Linked DNA regions of Homo sapiens: region 2 is linked to region 1. A link is an interaction called in ENCODE POLR2A ChIA-PET data of the cell type or tissue named here. Cell type or tissue: Caco-2. All regions are shown on one strand. Each heading gives the region's core, and the rest is flanking DNA. Links, peaks and the distances in the headings are about the cores only.

What was found. ChIA-PET counts read pairs that join two places held together with the same protein. Peaks named below come from ENCODE experiments on the same cell type or tissue, not always from the same donor. Only the 100,000 strongest peaks of a DNase experiment are listed, where the experiment ranks them.
Region 2: POLR2A ChIA-PET joins it to region 1 with 12 read pairs; 2 of 35 experiments call an interaction of 5 or more read pairs at or near these places.

What each region holds. Positions count from the first base shown.
Region 1 is chr20:50,676,278-50,684,604 of GRCh38, reverse strand. The region is part of intron 1 of RIPOR3 (RIPOR family member 3); the gene reads left to right. Among named protein-coding and RNA genes, the nearest start is that of RIPOR3, 11 kb to the left of the region's middle. In Caco-2, for the core only: no CTCF peak of the experiment used is centred there; DNase peaks (open chromatin) are centred at 3,964, 5,604 and 6,174.
Region 2 is chr20:51,022,806-51,031,132 of GRCh38, reverse strand. It overlaps KCNG1 (potassium voltage-gated channel modifier subfamily G member 1), which reads left to right and starts at 8,026. Exons shown (of 3, transcript NM_002237.4): 1 at 8,026-8,263. RefSeq lists a silencer at 7,928-8,097. In Caco-2, for the core only: no CTCF peak of the experiment used is centred there; a DNase peak (open chromatin) is centred at 7,932; H3K4me3 peaks cover 922 bases; H3K27me3 peaks cover 1,120 bases.

The sequences.
Region 1 (8,327 bases), core at 209-8,208:
TCCGTGTGCAGCCAGCAGGGTCCTGTTAAAATGAAATTAGATCCAGTTCCTTCTCTGTTCAGGACACCTCCTATCTCCAGCCCTGGTCCCACCTTGCCCAGAGCACAGGCAAAGTCCTCATCACGGCCCACAAGGCCTGCAGGGCCCAGGCCTCTCTAACCTTATCTCTCCTCCTTCCCACTCCCCACAATTGCTGTTCTTGAGGTCGGGCACAGTCCTGCCCCAGGACCTTTGCAATCGCTTTTCTCTATGCCTGGGTGCTCATTCTTCAGATATCCAAGTGGCCCACTTGTTCATATCGCGCAGGTCTTTACACAAACATCACCTTTGCAGCGAGGCCATCCTGACTCTCCATTTAAAATTACAGCTTCCTTCACTCCCTGGTCTTCTTCATCCCTTTTCTGGTTTATTTTTCTCCTTACCACACACGTCTCATCATCTAACATACATATATATTCTTATTTTCTTAAGTGTCCCCTGCTGGAATGTGAGTTTCCTGAAGGTAGGGATTTATTTTTTTTTTTGAGATGGAGCCTCACACTGTCGCCCAGGATGGAGTACAATGGTGTAATCTCGGCTCACTGCAACCTCTGCCTCCCGGGTTCAGGTGATTCTCCTGCCTCAGCCTCCCGAGTAGCTGGGATTATAGGTGCACACTACCACGCTTAACTAATTTTTGTATTTTTAGTAGAGACAGGGTTTTGCTATGTTGGCCACGTTGGTCTTGAACTACTGACTTCAGGTGATCCACCTGCCTTGGCCTCCCAAAGTTTCTGAGATTAGAGGTGTGAGACACTGCACCCGGCCTCCTCTAGAATTTTAAAAATGGACCTCAAGTAAGTAGAATTGACCAGGTGTGGTGGCTCACACCTGTAATCCCAGTACTTTGGGAGGCCGAGGCAGGTGGATCACCTGCAGTCAGGAGTTTGATACCAGTCTGACCAACAGGAGTAGAGACAGCCCGTCTCTACTAAAAATACAAAAATAAGACAGGTGTGGTGACATGAACCTGTAATCCCAGCTACTCGGGAGGCTGAGGCACAAGAATCACTTGAACCCAGGAGCTGGAGGTTGCAGCAAGCTGAGATCTCACCACTGCACTCCAACCTGGCCAATGGAGTGAGACTCCGTCTCAAAGAAAAAAAAAAAAGAAAAAGTAAGTAGGATTGAATGATTCATAATTCCATAATGACATACTGAAAGGGCACCTGAACAGCCCCACCTACACTTCCATCTAACAATCTCTTTATAGCTATTTATAAAATGATAAATGCCTGTGAACCCATGGTCCCACCTGCGTGCTGGAACTCAGACAACCATTTTATATCAACTTCCGAACTCTTTTCCCATCTTGCCTCCCTCCCTCTCTCACTGTGGTAGTAGCTGCTATCTTGAATTCTGTGTTTAGCTTTCCCTTGCCTTTCTAAAAATTGTGGATAGAATTTATCACTTTAGCCATTTTAAGGGTACAATTCAGCGGCATTACGCACATTCACAATGTTGGGCAATTATCAGCGCCATCCATTTCCAGAACATTTTCATCTTCTCAATTTCCCTTGCTTAAAAAAATAGTTTTATCACCAGGCACGGTGGCTCATGCCTGTAATCCCAGTACTTTGGGAGGCCAAGGCGGGCAGATCACCTGAGGTCAGGAGTTCGAGACCAGCCTGACCAACATGGAGAAACCCCGTCTCTACTAAAAATATAAAATTAGCCAGGTGTGGTGGTGCATGCCTGTAAACCCAGCTACTAGGGAGGCCGAGGCAGGAGAATTACTTGAACATGGCAGGCAGAGGTTGCGGTGAGCCAAGATTGCTCCACTGCACTCCAGCCTGGGCGATGAGTGCGAAACTCCGTCTCAAAAAAAAAAAAAGTTTTATCACTTACATGTATGCCAAAATAATATATCATTTACTTTTACTGCTGTTTGAACTTTACGTAAAGATATATCTTGTCTTCTGGCACATACATGCAGACACACACACACACACATATTTTGAGACAGGGTCTCACTCTGTCACCCAGGCTGGAGTGCAGTGGTGCAATCTCAGCTCACTGTAGCCTTGACTTCTTGGGCTCAGGTGATCCTCCCACCTCAGCCTCCCTGGTAGCTGGGACTACAGGCGTGCACCACCACACTTGGCTACGTTTTTGTAGAGACGGGGCTTTGCCATGTTGCATATTGCCCAGGCTGGCCTCAAACTCCTGGCCTCAAGCAATCAGCCTGCCTTAGCATCCCAAAGGGCTGGGATTACAGGTGTGAGCCATGGTGCCCAGCCCCTGCACTTACATTTTTATAAATCATTTTATTGCTAAAATTCGTTGATATAATTGCTTATCACTTGTTCATTCACTTTTCTCTGCTGTGTACTATTCCATGGCATACCAGCATTTATTTTTCCTGTCTATGACCATGTGGGTTGTTTCCATTTGTCAGTTTTGTTTGCTACATACACGGTTCTGCTTTGAGGGTTCTTGTACTGTCCTATTGCACACATACAGGAGTGTGTCTCAAGTTTGTACCTGGAAGTAGAATTGCTGGAATATGAAATCGTATGCTGAATTATCTTCTAATGGTTGTACCAATTCACAAGCCACCCTCTACACATGGCATTTGTCAAACATCTTACTTTTTGCCACCTGAATGGGTGGAATTTGCCCTAGATCTTGACTGACATCAAGGACGGGGCTGGAATGTCCAAAAGCCTTGAATGGGCTGCGTGTTTGTGACGTCCCACATCTTTGTGGCACAGCTTCTCCTGCAGGAGAGGCAAGCCTGGCAGCTGTGCTACAGAAAGGAACACATGGCGTAGGGATTACAGATCTGATAACATCAACTTTTCCTTCCTCCCCTCCACCTCCTTTTATTTGGTCTGGTTCTCAACGCGTGTGGGGAACGGTGTGGTGAGGAAGGGGCGAATCCTTGGTCCGTGACAGGCACTGTTGCATGCACTTTACAGATATTGCTGTTAATTATTTACCTCTCAGATCCTGCAAATGGAGGTGCCCTTAGAAGCCCCACTTTACAGATATGGAAACTGAGGAACAGAGAGGTTAAGTGACTTGCCTGAAATTACACAGGGAGTAAATGGCAGAACTGGGTTTGAATCCAGCTCTTCTGGCTTCGTCCAAGGTTTATGCTGCCTTTCAGTAGCGCCTGCAGTGAAGGGTTGCAAACTCCTCAGTCCTACAGACTTGGGTTCAAACCCTGGATCCCCTACCACCTCACTGTATACCTCTGAGCAGTTACATCACGTCTTTGAACCTCAATTTCTCTAAAATAAAAAGAGCTATCTTTTCCAGAAGCCTCATTATATGTTTTTTTTTTTCTAGTGCCTTATTGTTTCTTTTCTTTTCTTTTCTTTTTTTTTTTTTTTTTTGAGACAGAGTTTGGCTTTGTCGCCCAGGCTGGAGTGCAGTGGTGCAATCTTGGCTCACTGCAGCCTCCACCTCCTGGGCTCAAGCAGATCCTCCCATCTCAGCCTCCCAAGTAGCTGGGACTACAGGCATGCACCACCACGCCCAGCCAGTTTTTATTTTTTGCAGAGACTGGGGTCTCACTTTGTTGATCAGGCTGGTCTCAAACTCCTGAGCTGAAATAGATTCACCCGCCTTAGCCCCCCAAAGTCCTGGGATTAAGGTGTGAGCCACTGTGCCAGCTATTGTTTCTTGTTAGGTCATATGCCCCTTCTTGAAATTTCCCCGGAATATGTTCTTTGGCTTACGCCTGTCAGAGCTCATCTCTGGAGTTGAGGGGGTATCAATGCCACTCACACTTGTACCTGCAAATCAGGGTGCCCTCCCACCCCCCGACCCAACAAAAGCCAAAGGCTGTTCGTAGGAGCAGGAGATAGGTGCTGGGCATCAGGAAAGCAAGTGTCCACTCTGGTCTGGCTGGGCTGGTTTGGGCCACTGACCTTCATGACCATTGTATTGCGTAAGAGGCTGCTCTGGTTGAGCTGTAACCAGCACAGGCAGCCTTTGGCCAGGTCGGCGTGAGATTACCAGCCTCGCACAGGCGGCTGCACACGACACGTCTGCAATACCTATTCTGAAGGGTAATTCTCTGGGATAAAGCATGTTTATGTTTTTTAGGGAGGTGGGGAAGAAAATTCCATTTCTGTTGCCAATTAGTTCTGCTTGAGAACAGCTTTTCTCAACACCAACATATTGGCTGCCCAGACTTGAGTTCTGTTGATTAACTCAAAGTGGGGAAAAAAGTGATTTTTCTTTCCTTCCTCCACCCCCAACCGTGAAACCCGGCTGTTAGTGATGAAAGGGGTCCTGTGGATCATTTAGTTTTCCTTGTCATGACTCCAGGAAAGGCTATAAAAATAATCAGTGGGCCCCGCTGGCCGTAATTGACTGTAGAGAGAAGTTGGCTACCACAGCGCCTGAGTTATGAGAATCTGTTTCAGATGCAGGCTTCAGTTGAGCCTCGTCTAATGACACCTGCTCCCCAAGGCCAGCGGAGGGTGGGGGTGCTGACGCTTGTCTGCATGCTTCTCTTCCTTCCCGGGTTCCAGGGAGCTCCTGGCAGAGGGACCCAGGACAAAACAGAGATGCTGGGAGGAGAGGACCAAGCATGGATCTGGCCCTGCTGCTTGCACCAAATTCCAGGTCTACTGTTTGTTTGTCTGTTTGTTTTGAGACAGGATCTTACTCTGGTTGCCAGGCTGGAGCGCAGTGGTGTGATCTTGGCTCACTGCAGCCTCAACCTCCTGAGCTCGGGTGATCCTCCCACTTCAGCCTCCTGGGTAGCTGGGACTACAGGTGTATGCCGCCATGCCTGGCTAATTTTTGCAGTTTTTTAGTAGAGACGGTTTTTTTTTTTTTGAGACAGAGTCTCACTCTATTGCCCAGGCCCGAGTGCAGTGGCGCGATCTCGGCTCACTGCAACCTCTGCCTCCCAGGTTCAAGTGATTCTCCTGCCTCAGCCTCCCGAGTAGCTAGGACTACAGGTGAGCGCCACCACGCCCGGCTAATTTTTTTTTTTTTTTTTTGTATTTTTAGTAGAGACAGGGTTTCACCATGTTTGCCAGAATGGTCTCGATCTCCTGACCTTGTGATCTGCCCACCTCAGCCTCCCAAAGTGCTGGGATTACAGGCGTGAGCCACTGCACCAGTGGAGATGGGATCTTGCCATGTTGCCCAGGCTGGTCTCGAACTCCTGAACTCAAGCGATCCTCCCACCTCAGCCTCCCAAATTGCTGGGATTACAGGTGTGAGCCACCGTGCCCGGCCCAGTCCACTGTTTGTTGGCCATGAACCTGGGGCAAGAAACTTCACTTCTTGGTGCCTCTTTTTTAAATTTTATTCTTTTTTTTAACCATAAACTCAACCAAGTGGCACCCTCATTTTATATATTTTTAAATATTATATATATATTTTTTGAGGTATATATATTTTAAAATATTATATGTGTATCTCTCTCTCTCTGTGTGTGTGTGTGTGTATATATATATATATTTTTTTTTTTTTTTTTTTTTTTTTTTTTTTTGAGACAGGATCTTGCTTTGTCACCCAGGCTGGAGTGTAGTGGTGCAATCCTGGCTCACTGCAGCCTCGAATTCCTGGGCTCAAGCAATCCTCCCACCTTGGCTTCCTGAATAGCTAGTACTACAGGTGTGGATCACCAGGCTTGGCTAATTTTTTGAATTTTTTGTAGAGATGAAGTCTCACTTTGTTGCCCAGGCTGGTCTTGAACTCCTGAACTCAAGTGATCCTCCCACCTGGGCCTCCCAAAGTGCTGGGATTACAGGCATTTTAAACAGATAATAATGGTTCCTCCTCCTGGGGTGATGTAAGGATTGAATGAGTTAATAACATGCAAAGCACTTGCAAGGAGCCTCCACCATGTGCAAAGTCCTGTGTCAACGCCAGCTTTTGTTATTTATTCAAGACTCCCCCACTCTTCCTCCCTTGACACTTGAGTCGTATGTGGTTGTGCCAAAATATCTTAGTCCAGTCCCCTGATGATGGACGTGAGATCAGTTCCGATCTTTTGTGATCACGAATAGCACTGCATTGAATAACCTGTAGCTTGTGAGCCAACCCCTCCACCCACCCCTTAAGGTATGTGAACCCCATGATAACCTTGGCCTTGGACTTTCCTTCCCGGAGCCTGCAGAACGAGGAGAGATATGTGGGCATGTGGCCAACTCTGGCCTGGCATGCAAACAGGCCTGTGGGGTGGGGTGGGAGGTGGGGGTAGGCCCTCCCTGAGCCAGGTGGGACAGATTCCTGCTGTGTCCATCTGGTGAGTGAGGAGCCACAGGGTGAGTTTCAGAGGGTTGGGCCAAGGCCACCCAGCCCCCAGGTTCCTGGTGAATGCCCTTATGTGGACTGGAGAGAGGAAACCTGTACTGTGCCTTGTGGGCTCTGCCCATTTTTTGTGATCTTCCTCTAGGAAGCCCGCTGGGATCTCTGCTCCAACACACTTTGCTATATCAGCCACCGGTTTAGCACCCATGGTGGCTGGTTCTCTTCTTGGGGGGCAAAACCCATGATGATTGAGAAAATGAGATGGGGAGTCAGGAGGCTGATTTTGGTCCTGACTTCCCAGCACCTCCACCCTTGTAACTCCTGTGGCTCCGTGTCCTCATCTGAAAGCAGACTAAGAAGACGAATAATAAGGCCAGGCGCGGTGGCTCATGCCTATAATCCCAGCACTTTGGGAGGTCGGGACAGGTGCATCAGTTGAGGTTAGGAGTTCAAGACAAGCCTGGCCAACATGGTGAAACCCCGTCTCTACTAAAAATACAAAAATTAGCTGGGCGTGGTGGCACGTGCCTGTAATTCCAGGTACTTGAGAGGCTGAGGCAGGAGAATCACTTGAACCAGGGAGGCAGAGGTTGCAGTGAGCTGAGATCGCCCCACTGCACTCCAGCCTGGGTGACAGAGTGAGATCTTGTCTCAAAAAAAAAAAAAAAAGGCCAGGCGCGGTGGCTCACGCCTGTAATCCCAGCACTTTGGGAGGCCGAGGCAGGTGGATCACCTGAGGTCAGGCGTTTGAGACCAGCCTAACCAACATGGTGAAAACCCATTTTTACTAAAAATACAAAAATTAGCCAGGTGTGGTGGTGTGTGTCTGTCATCCCAGCTACTCAGGAGGCTGAGGCAGAAGAATCGCTCGAACCCGGGAGGTGGAGGTTGCATTGAGCCGAGATTGCGCCACTGCACCCAGGCCTGGGCAACAAGAGCAGAACTCGGTCTAAAAAAAAAAAAAAAAAAAAAAGTAAAACAAGAAAATAATAATAATAATGGTAACAAATTCACAGGAAGGTCTTGTGAAGTCTCAGAGACGTAATGCAAATGGGTTTGGACCCTGTGTCTGGCACAAGAAATATAAGCTGGTGTGAGAAAATGACCTATCTATGGGAATGTCTGGGCCACAGGCACTTGCAGCCACCTATGAAGGGAGTTAGTCCGAATTCCCAGGGCCTTGGCAAATCATCCACCCTCAGAACTGAGTTTTCTCTAGCAAATGAGGGTGCTAATGATATGTATCCCAAGGGTTTGATGTGAGAATTAAATGAGACCAGGCACATATTGCTTTGCATTTACACTGTGGTATTGTTGATATTATTAGTTATCTGTGTTGATAGTTGTGAGCATCCTTCCAGACATTGGCACAATGCGGTGCACGCAGCTGGTGCTTGGTGACTGCAAATGGATTGACGGACAGGGCCCAGTATCTGGGCTGGGTGTGGGTGGCTCACACCTGTAATCCTAGCACTTTGGGAGAATGAGGCAGGAGGATTGCTTGAGCCCAGGAGTTTGAAACCAGCCTGGGTATAAGCAAGACCTCTACTAAAAAAAAAAAAAAAAAAAAAGTAGAATCTGGAGGATGCACTGATAGAGAAACCCATTTCTGATGTTGTGGAGCCCTTAGGGAGAATAAAGGGGAAAAGCCTGATGTGACCTCACCTGTGGGTTTTTTTATTTTGTTTTGAGACTGAGTATTGCTCTGTGGCCCCAGCTGGAGTACAGTGGCATGATCACGGCTCACTGCAGCCTTGACCTCCTGGGCTCAAGTGATCCTCCTACCTCAGCCTCCAGAGTAGCTGGGACCACAGGCATGCACCACCATGTCTGGCTAATTTTTGTATTTTTAGTAGAGACGGGGTCTCTCTATGTTGCCCAGGATGGTCTTGAACTCTTGGGCTCCAGCGAACCTCCTGCCTTAGCATCCCAAAATTCTGGGATTACAGGCATGAGCCCCCACACCCAGCCCTCACCTGTGGTTTTATAGTCAGCTACAGCTTAATTCTGGGAGATGATGGGCCTCATCCCACACACCATGGCAAGTACGTGACACAGCAGGA
Region 2 (8,327 bases), core at 317-8,316, 350 kb before region 1:
TTCTTCACCCTCTCTGAACACAGAGAACCTCTGACAAAACGACCTCTAGGAGCTGTTCCAGCTATGAAGATCCAGGGGCATTTGACAGGACAATTGCAAAGCACAGACCACGCTCTCTCAAGGTTTTGAGACCAAAAGGACAAATGACCGAGGGACCAAGTCCACCCAGGCAGTGTTCTGGACAAAACAAATTGCATCTCAGGCCAAAGGGGATGACAGCTGAGGCTCCAAGGCTCTGACAGCCTTTGCTGCTACAAAATGAAGATGTTCTCCTGTCTTCCTTCCCGTCTGCAGGAACGAAACAGGGTGGCAAAATCCCAGAGCATTCCACTCAGCTGTCGACAGCCCTGCGACTGGCTGCAGCCTCGGAAATAAATGGTCCCGTCAGCTGCTAGGGAGGGTGAGCTCAGGATTTCAGATGAAAATGAAATAAGAGGGAACGCAGCCCAGAAGCAATGCAAAGTAACGGGAAGGGGACGAAAAATCTTCCACTGCAGCAAGACGGACGCTAGAATGGTGCAATGGGACGCTGACCTCAGATCCGGGGACATGGGGAATGAGCTCATCCTGGGGGACCTGGCTGGTGGGCCCTGTGCTTCTGGGATCCAGGGTCTGTCTGAGGGGACCTGGACCTGGCTGGCAGGACCACTGCTTTCTTCTCTTCCCCACCCCCACCCTTCCCTCCTCTTGCGAAAGCCATATACTTCTGCATGTGTCCAGATCAAACAGCCTACAGTAATACACCTGAGGGGCTGGCTAGCTTCAACCCCCTGCTAAGGAAGAAAGCCTCAAGCCTGACAGACTCCTAGCAGGAGGGAGACAAATTACAATCCCAAGAGATGGGACAACACAGCAATAGCTCTCTAATCTGGGGGAGGAAAGATGACAACAATAACGAAATCCAGCATCTACCAGCACCTCGGATCCTGCTGTAAAATCCAGCTTCAGGGTCTTTCTGTGTGTGTTGCCATCACAGCTTCTCATGTTCTGGCTGTGTAATCCTGAGCAAGTTATTCACCCGTGTCTCATTTACCCCATCCCAGAAACAGGGAAAATCATGTTACCCACTATGTGGGGTTGTTATGAGAATGAAATATAAAAACTTTAGAATAGTATCTGGCACATGGCACATTCTCTCAAGAAGTCAGATTCATTTTGGTTTTTATAACTGTGTTGTTTTGTATTCACATGAAATATAGCTCTACCTGTACACATAACCCACATCACATCAGCCAGGTTCAAACACCCATCTGAGTTCATTGATACTAAGTATCTATGGACTGGATTCATAGTAAGCACCCTCCTGCCTGACTCTCTCCAACCCCCAACCACTCAACAGTCTTGGGTGCTCACACATCCCCTTTTCCACGCCCACCCTCCCTTTGAGCTACCTAAGCATCTGCCAGTGTGCAGTGCTCTGATGAGCTGTCTCTCTTCTTAAGAAAGAGAAAAGTTGAACCAGGACTTAAAATCTCAGATGCCTACAGGGACCAGACAGGTAGACAGGTAAAGGGTTCTAGACTTTAAGGAGTGGTGAGGAGTGTGACAAACTGGAGAACCCAGGCCCCAGCTAAAGGAAAATGTTGCTACCAGCTCTAGCCAATTTTTGCCAGGCAGGAAAGCAGGTTCAGAATTGGCACATCTTCTAAGTTTTCAAGGGAAGCCAGAAATCTGGATTCGTATGCGAAAATCTCCTAATTTTCAAATATTGGCACATACTTCATTATTTTTAAAACATGGAAGTCCTGGGAAGATACATGAGTTTGCACCCTCTGAGTAGAGGGGAATGAGCCCTCCAGCTATTACCAACTATCAGGCAGTGCCCTCTCCCTGCAAGAACCAGAATCTCGTGGCTGGGCTGAAGCACCAAGGAACTCTAGACAGATCTTAATTAAGTGCCAGGGAGAGTACCTATTAGTTGATAAAGGCTTAGGATGAGGGTAGGGGGAAGAGTCCCCTGAGGGCTGGAGCAGTGGAGGAAAGCTGAACGCAGGAGGTGGACTTGGAAATGGGCTGTGAAAGTTATCAGGAGGCGGAAAAACTGAGGGACAAACCACAACCCAGAGGAGGGATGGAGGGAGATGGGGTTAGAGACAACTGGAAGCTTTAACTTCAAGCTTCGTCCCTTCGAGTGTGGATCCAAAATGTAACACTGCAGCACTCTCTTGAGGAGGATTCTATTAGGAAGGTGCTATACACTGCTCGGGGCTGATGGCATCTGGAGACAGCACAGAGGATGCAGGCTTCCTCCCAGGAGAAAAGACAGTGCACAGTTCCCTCGAAGTGTCCTCATCCTCCCTGGAAGTCCTCCACTGCTGCAGGCTTCTCCCGGTCCCCGGATCTGCTCATGGGCAGTCTCCTGCAGTGGAAGGTGAGCTCCTCCAGGGCTGAAAACGTGTCTTTTGCATCCCAAGTGCTTGCTCAGTGCTTGGCATATAGAAGGTCCTTAAACAATGTTTATCCAATGATCTGGGGAATGAAACCAAAAAACAAAAAAGCGGGACATCAAAGAATAAGGTACAGAACCACATTTCCAAAACAGAAATTTCCTCCAGGACAGGAAAAAGGCATGAAGGCACTGAGGCTCATTGCATACAGCTGCTGCAAAGATTTTGTGTTTGCACAGAGGAACACCTCGAGTGTAGAGCCAAGAAATAAACAGTGAGTGACACCCCATAATGGCCAGGGTCAGCAAGGCTCAAATGGCTCCAAAGCCCCCAGGAGATAGACACAATGCACCACCGGTCAGAGTTCTAGCAGATGTCTTAGATCATTCTGGAATAGAGTTAGATATAACCTTTTCCCTGAATAGATGGTACAGCTGAGGCTCAGGATGCAGGGAGATTGTGTCCAACCACACAGCTAGTCTAGTGACACAAGCTGGACCAGAACCCAGGTCCCCTGACTCTCAGCCCAGGGCTCTTGCCAAAGAACCCTGGACTAGGAGCAGGGCAGGAGCTGGGATGAGGCAGGCAGGGTACAAAATGTAAGAGGGAGCCGGATGTGGTGGCTCACACCTGTAATCCCAGCACTTTGGGAGGCTGAGGAGGGCAGATCACCTGAGGTCAGGAGTTCAAGACCAGCCTGGCCAACATGGTCAAATCTCATCTCTACTAAAAATAGAAAAATTAGCCAGGTGAGGTGGCAGGGTGCCAGTAATCCCAGCTACTCAGGAGGCTGAAGCAAGAGAATCGCTTGAACCCGGGAGGCAGAGGTTGCAGTGAGCCAAGATCGTGCCACTGCACCTCAGCCTGGGCAACAAGAAAGAAACTCCATCTCAAAAAAAATAAAAAAAGAAAAGAAAAAAAAAGTAAGGAGGTGCCCAAAAGCTCAATCATCAAGGTAAATAACATTTTGAAACAATATTTTTTAAAAATCAAAATTAGTCCACAAAAATCCACAAGAAGCAAAATATCACATTTTAAAAGAAAGACTTCAATAAAGTCACACCCTTGCATGCCTCAACCTCACCTACTGCAACCTAACCCCATCCCAGACCAGGAATCCCAAGGTGACAATGGGCTGAGACCTGCAGGAAGTGGCTATATGGAAATCTGCGGGAAGGTGACAGGATTTGGGGAATCAGAGGAACAGAAAGGGAAAGTGCCTGGGGCAGAGTGTCTGTGGAGAGAGAGAAGGAGAATGCCCCCATCCCAATCCCTGCCTTGACTCAAACACCAGCCTTCACCCCACAGACACCCAGTGGGATCCCCTGTCCAAAGAGCTAACTCCAAACCAAGAAAATCCCACCCCACCCACCACTCTCAACAGATTCCTCCCAACTCCAACCAAATCCAAGCCTTTTCATCTCAAGGAGGAGATGGGTTAAAAAAAAATGGACAGCTCTGGATAACTTTTCCTGCCCTGGAAAAACAGCCCAGAACTTTATGGCTTACTGACAGCTGGTTATGGATGGGAAGGAAGGCATATTCTTAAACTGCTGACAGTAACTCCCTTTTAAGGTATTTCCTCAGGGCCAGCAATGTCACATTCTCCTCCTGCCCGAAAAATTAACAGCAGTTTTTATTTCAGTGACAAGCTTGGGCTTTTGGGTTAGGCAGGCCTGGGTTCGGATCTGGCTCTGCCATTTACCGCGCAACCCTAGACAATCTGCCAACATGAAAAGTCACCAACTCTTGCTTCCAGGGGCCTGGCAGTAACCGAGATGGTATGATGTGGGTAGAGGGGCACACCGCAGGGAGCAGAAGCCACTGCCCAGCGCCAGCATGCTGTGTGGGTAAAGGATGTTGGCCAGATCTCCCAGTGTTTCAAAAGAAAAAATTTTACATGAAATCTCCCAGTTTTTAAAGGTCAGCAACTAATTTTAAATTAATTTTTAAAAATTTTAACTCAGTAGGGACAAATAAAACAGGTCTGCGTGCCAGAGTCCACCTCCGGGCCCAGTTGTGGCTCTGATGTCTTCAAATCACCCAGCAACCACCTGGCACCTCGTAGCTGCCCAGCAAGCACTGACGGTTCCCATTTTCTCAGGAAGCTTCCATGGGTATCATCAACATCTCTTTCCACACAACAGCTTGGGGAAGGATGCTTTTCAAGAGGAAAATGAAGATATGAGGAGAAGAGTGAAAAATCTGGAAGGCTCTAAGGGAGGGAGGAACTGCAAAGAGGGAATTCCTTAAAAGGACTTAAAAGGATTTTATTGGACATTGTTTAGCACAGTCAGGGATAAGATCAGGCAGTAATTTAACTCCTGGGTACAGCAAGTGAGTGTGTATGTTGCGGGTAGGCAGGACCGGGTGGAAGTCATTGTTCTCACTGACGGTCTCCACACAGTGTACCAGGTCTTCTGTCTGCAGGTCACTATGAAATTTGACTCAGGTGCATAGTGTTCTAATAAGCCCAGCCCCATCTCTAGAGGTGGCCATTAGTTCCTATGGATCCTACATAAGAAGAAGCTGGCTTGAGTTTGTCCCGGGACCTCATGAGGGCTCCGAAGTCAGACCCAGCTGGGTAGGCGTTCAAGTCTTCAATATCAGTGGTTCTCAAAGTGGGATCCCCAGACCTGATGCATGAGCATCAGCAGGGAACTCCTCAGAAGGACCCTACGCCAGACCCACTGAATCAGCCACTCCAGGGTGGGGGCCAGCCGTCTGGGTTTTAATAAGCCCTCAGGGGGATTCAGATGCACAGTAAAGTCTGAGAGGCCCTGCTCTGCATCCTTACCCTGTGAGCATCAGTGAGGAGTCTGACTCTCTGACGCAGTCACATCTATTCCAGAAAACTGTCCTGAATTCCCCCAGGAATCATTTCCAGGAATCATTTAAGAAGCCTGCTCTGTATGTGCCTAGCAGAGTGGGAGCTGCTGGAGAGGGGAGAGACAGCACACAGTCCTTGCCCTGATGGAGCTTGGTCCCCAGTGGGGACACAGATAATACGCAAGTAAAAAAGATAGAAACATGGCCAGGTGCAGCGGCTCACATCTGTAATCCCAGCACTTTGGGAGGCCAAGGTGGGTGGATGTCTTAAGCCTAGGAGTTCCAGACCCGCCTGTCTCTGCAAAAAATATATTTTGTTTTAAATTAGTGGTGCATGGTGGTGTGTGGTAGTCCCAGCTACTCAGAAGTCTGAGGCAGGAGGATCCCTAGAGCCCAGGAGTTAGAGGTTACAGTGAGCTATGATTGCACCACTGCACTCCAGCGGGTGACAGAGTCAGACCCTGTCTCAAAAACAAGATAGAGAGCAATTTTCTGGCTGGGTGCAGTGGCTCACGCCTGTAATTCCAGCATTTTGGGAGGCTGAGGCTGGCGGATCACTTGAGGTTGCGAGTTCAAAACTAGCCTGGCTAACATGGTGAGACTCCGTCTCTACTAAAAATACAAAAATTAGCTGGGCATGGTGGCACACACCTGTAGTCCCAGCTACTCAGGAGGCTGAGGCAGGAGAATCGCTTGAACCCAGGGGGATGGAAGTTGCAGTGAGCTGAGATCACACCACTGCACTCCAGCCTGGGAGACACAGAGAGACTATGTCTCAAAAAAAAAAAAAAAAAAAAAAATTTCAGATGGGAAAGGAAGGCAGAAGCCTGATCCACCACAAGAGGAGTGTTTCTCAATATGTAATCCAGGGACCCTCTGACAACAAAAGCCCACCCCACCCCACTCAGGCCCCTCCCCCACACTGCTGGTTGGTCTCTTTGATGTTTCTCAGACATGCCTCCTTCTCTCCTGCTTGAAGGCCAGTGCCTTTGATGTTCTGTCCACCTAGAAAGCTCTCTTCCCATCTTGCCAGATGGGCTCCTTCTGGCTCAGGGCTCCATGTAACCATCACCTCCACAGGAGCCCTCCCCCATTATTCTATCTAAAGTGGCCTCTCTGGCTTCATTCTGCAATCACGTATTTCAGCAGTTTCCCAATTCTGCCAAGCCCCCAGTAGAAGGTGAGCTCTTGGAAACAGGTCCTTAGGCAGATCCTTGTCTGTCCAGGCCTCCACCTCACCAGTAAGCCAGTGTTTTTATTCTTGTTGTTTTAGAGGCTGGATCTCGCTCAGTCACGCAGGCTGGATTGCAGTGGTGCCATCATAGTGCACTATAACCTGGAACTCCTATGCTCCACCCGGCTGGGACTGCCGCGCAGGCTAGTGTGCCCTGCGCTCATTTCTTAGGGTTAACCCTAACCCACTTAATGAGCACCCACGACTCCCCAACCCGAGCCCCACTCAAGCAGAAGGCCTCAGGCTGGTCGGCAGCAGGGTTTCTTCATGTCCTTTCTTGGTTCTCTGATGATAGGCAAAGGCAGTAGAGACAGAAAGGAAAAGAGGAACGGAGTGCAAGAGACAGAAAGGAGAAGAGGAACGGAGTGCAAGAGACAGAAAGGAGAAGAGGAACGGAGTGCAAGGCAAGCCACCCTAAGAGGCCAGCCCTGCCAGCAGCACAGATCCCTCCAAACCAATAGGTCCCTCCAACTCAGTAGATTCCTCCAACCCAATAGATCCCTCCAACCCAACCTCCAGCATCTGTGCAGCATCCTACCAACTCCGAGGCTAGGCGGCCACACTGGGAGCAAGACCCCAGGACCTGGTCCAAGTGCCCTGCACCGGCCAGGGGAGTGGACGACGAAGTGCGGCTCTGCTAGCCCGGGAGGGCTCTGGGGCCTCGGCCCCGCGGGACTGGAAGGGAAAACACCTGGCACGGTACGTACTGGCCCTAGGAATTTGGCACAGCAAGATGCTGGCAGTCCCTGGGTGGCGGTGGCAGGAAGGGCCCAAGGGCAACATTGGTCTAGGAGGTCGAGAAAAGGCGCGCGATATATGGCCCCCAGGATGTGGAAGCTTGCTTGGAGCGTTCGGCTCCAGGGCAGCAGCGCGTGGAGGGCCTCAAGGATGCAGTATTTGCCCGGGGTAGGGGGGCGAGGGACCCAGAGGCAGCAGTGCACTTGGACTTCCAGGACTTCCAGGGAAAGGCAGGAGACATGGCGCATGTGGTTCCCAGGATGTGTAAGCGCGTGGAGCGCGGCCCCGGGGCAGCGGAGAGTGGGGTTTTAATATCTAGCACATGTAGACCCTGGGGCGGTGCTGCTAGGGGCGCGGACCCGGGACCACCGGAGCACTTGCACCGCGGGGAAAGCTGACAGGGCGCGCGACCCTAGGAGGCTGCCGCGCCGCCTGGTGCGTGAAGCTCCAGGGCAGCGGAGCGCGGGGACCTTGAAGGCTGTCGCGTGCAGGCGAAGGGGCCGCAGGGTGGTCGCTCCTGGGAGAGCAGACGGGGAAGAAGGCAACGGGAGGGAGGGCGTAGCGCGAGCAGTCCCGGACGCGGGCTCAGGAACTGGCCGCGAGGAGCGCAATCCAGCAGGCGCGCCAGGGCCCCCGGATCCAAGGTGCGGGGTCCCGATTGGGCGCCTGGACGCCCCGTGACGGTGGCGCCGCTGCCACTGTCCCGAAGCGAGGCGAGGCCAGGCGCTGCGCTTTCGGCTGCCCGCCCCTTCTCCCCGCCCCGCGCTCAGTCCCCTCCCTCCGTCCCGCCTCCTGCCTCGCTCCCTCCCTCGGCGGCTGCTGCGCCGCGCTCCCGGCGCACTCGGAGCCCGGCGGGGACCGGGAGGCAGAGACGGGGCGGCCGTGGCTCCGAGGGCGGGAGCTGAGCCGGGCCCCGGGACCGAAGTTTGGCGGCGGCTCCGGGAGGCAGAGCGGGCTCCCCGGGCGACTTCCAGGCCCCTCTCGCGTCCTCGCCCCGGACCCGTGGGCAGCCGGGGGGAACGGAAGCCGCGGCCGGGCCAACTCCGAGGCGGGGACGCCGCGACGGGAACTTGAGGTGGGAACTTTGCGCGCTGCAGCCTCGCCGGGCGCCACCGAAGCGCGAACCGGACCCCGAGCCT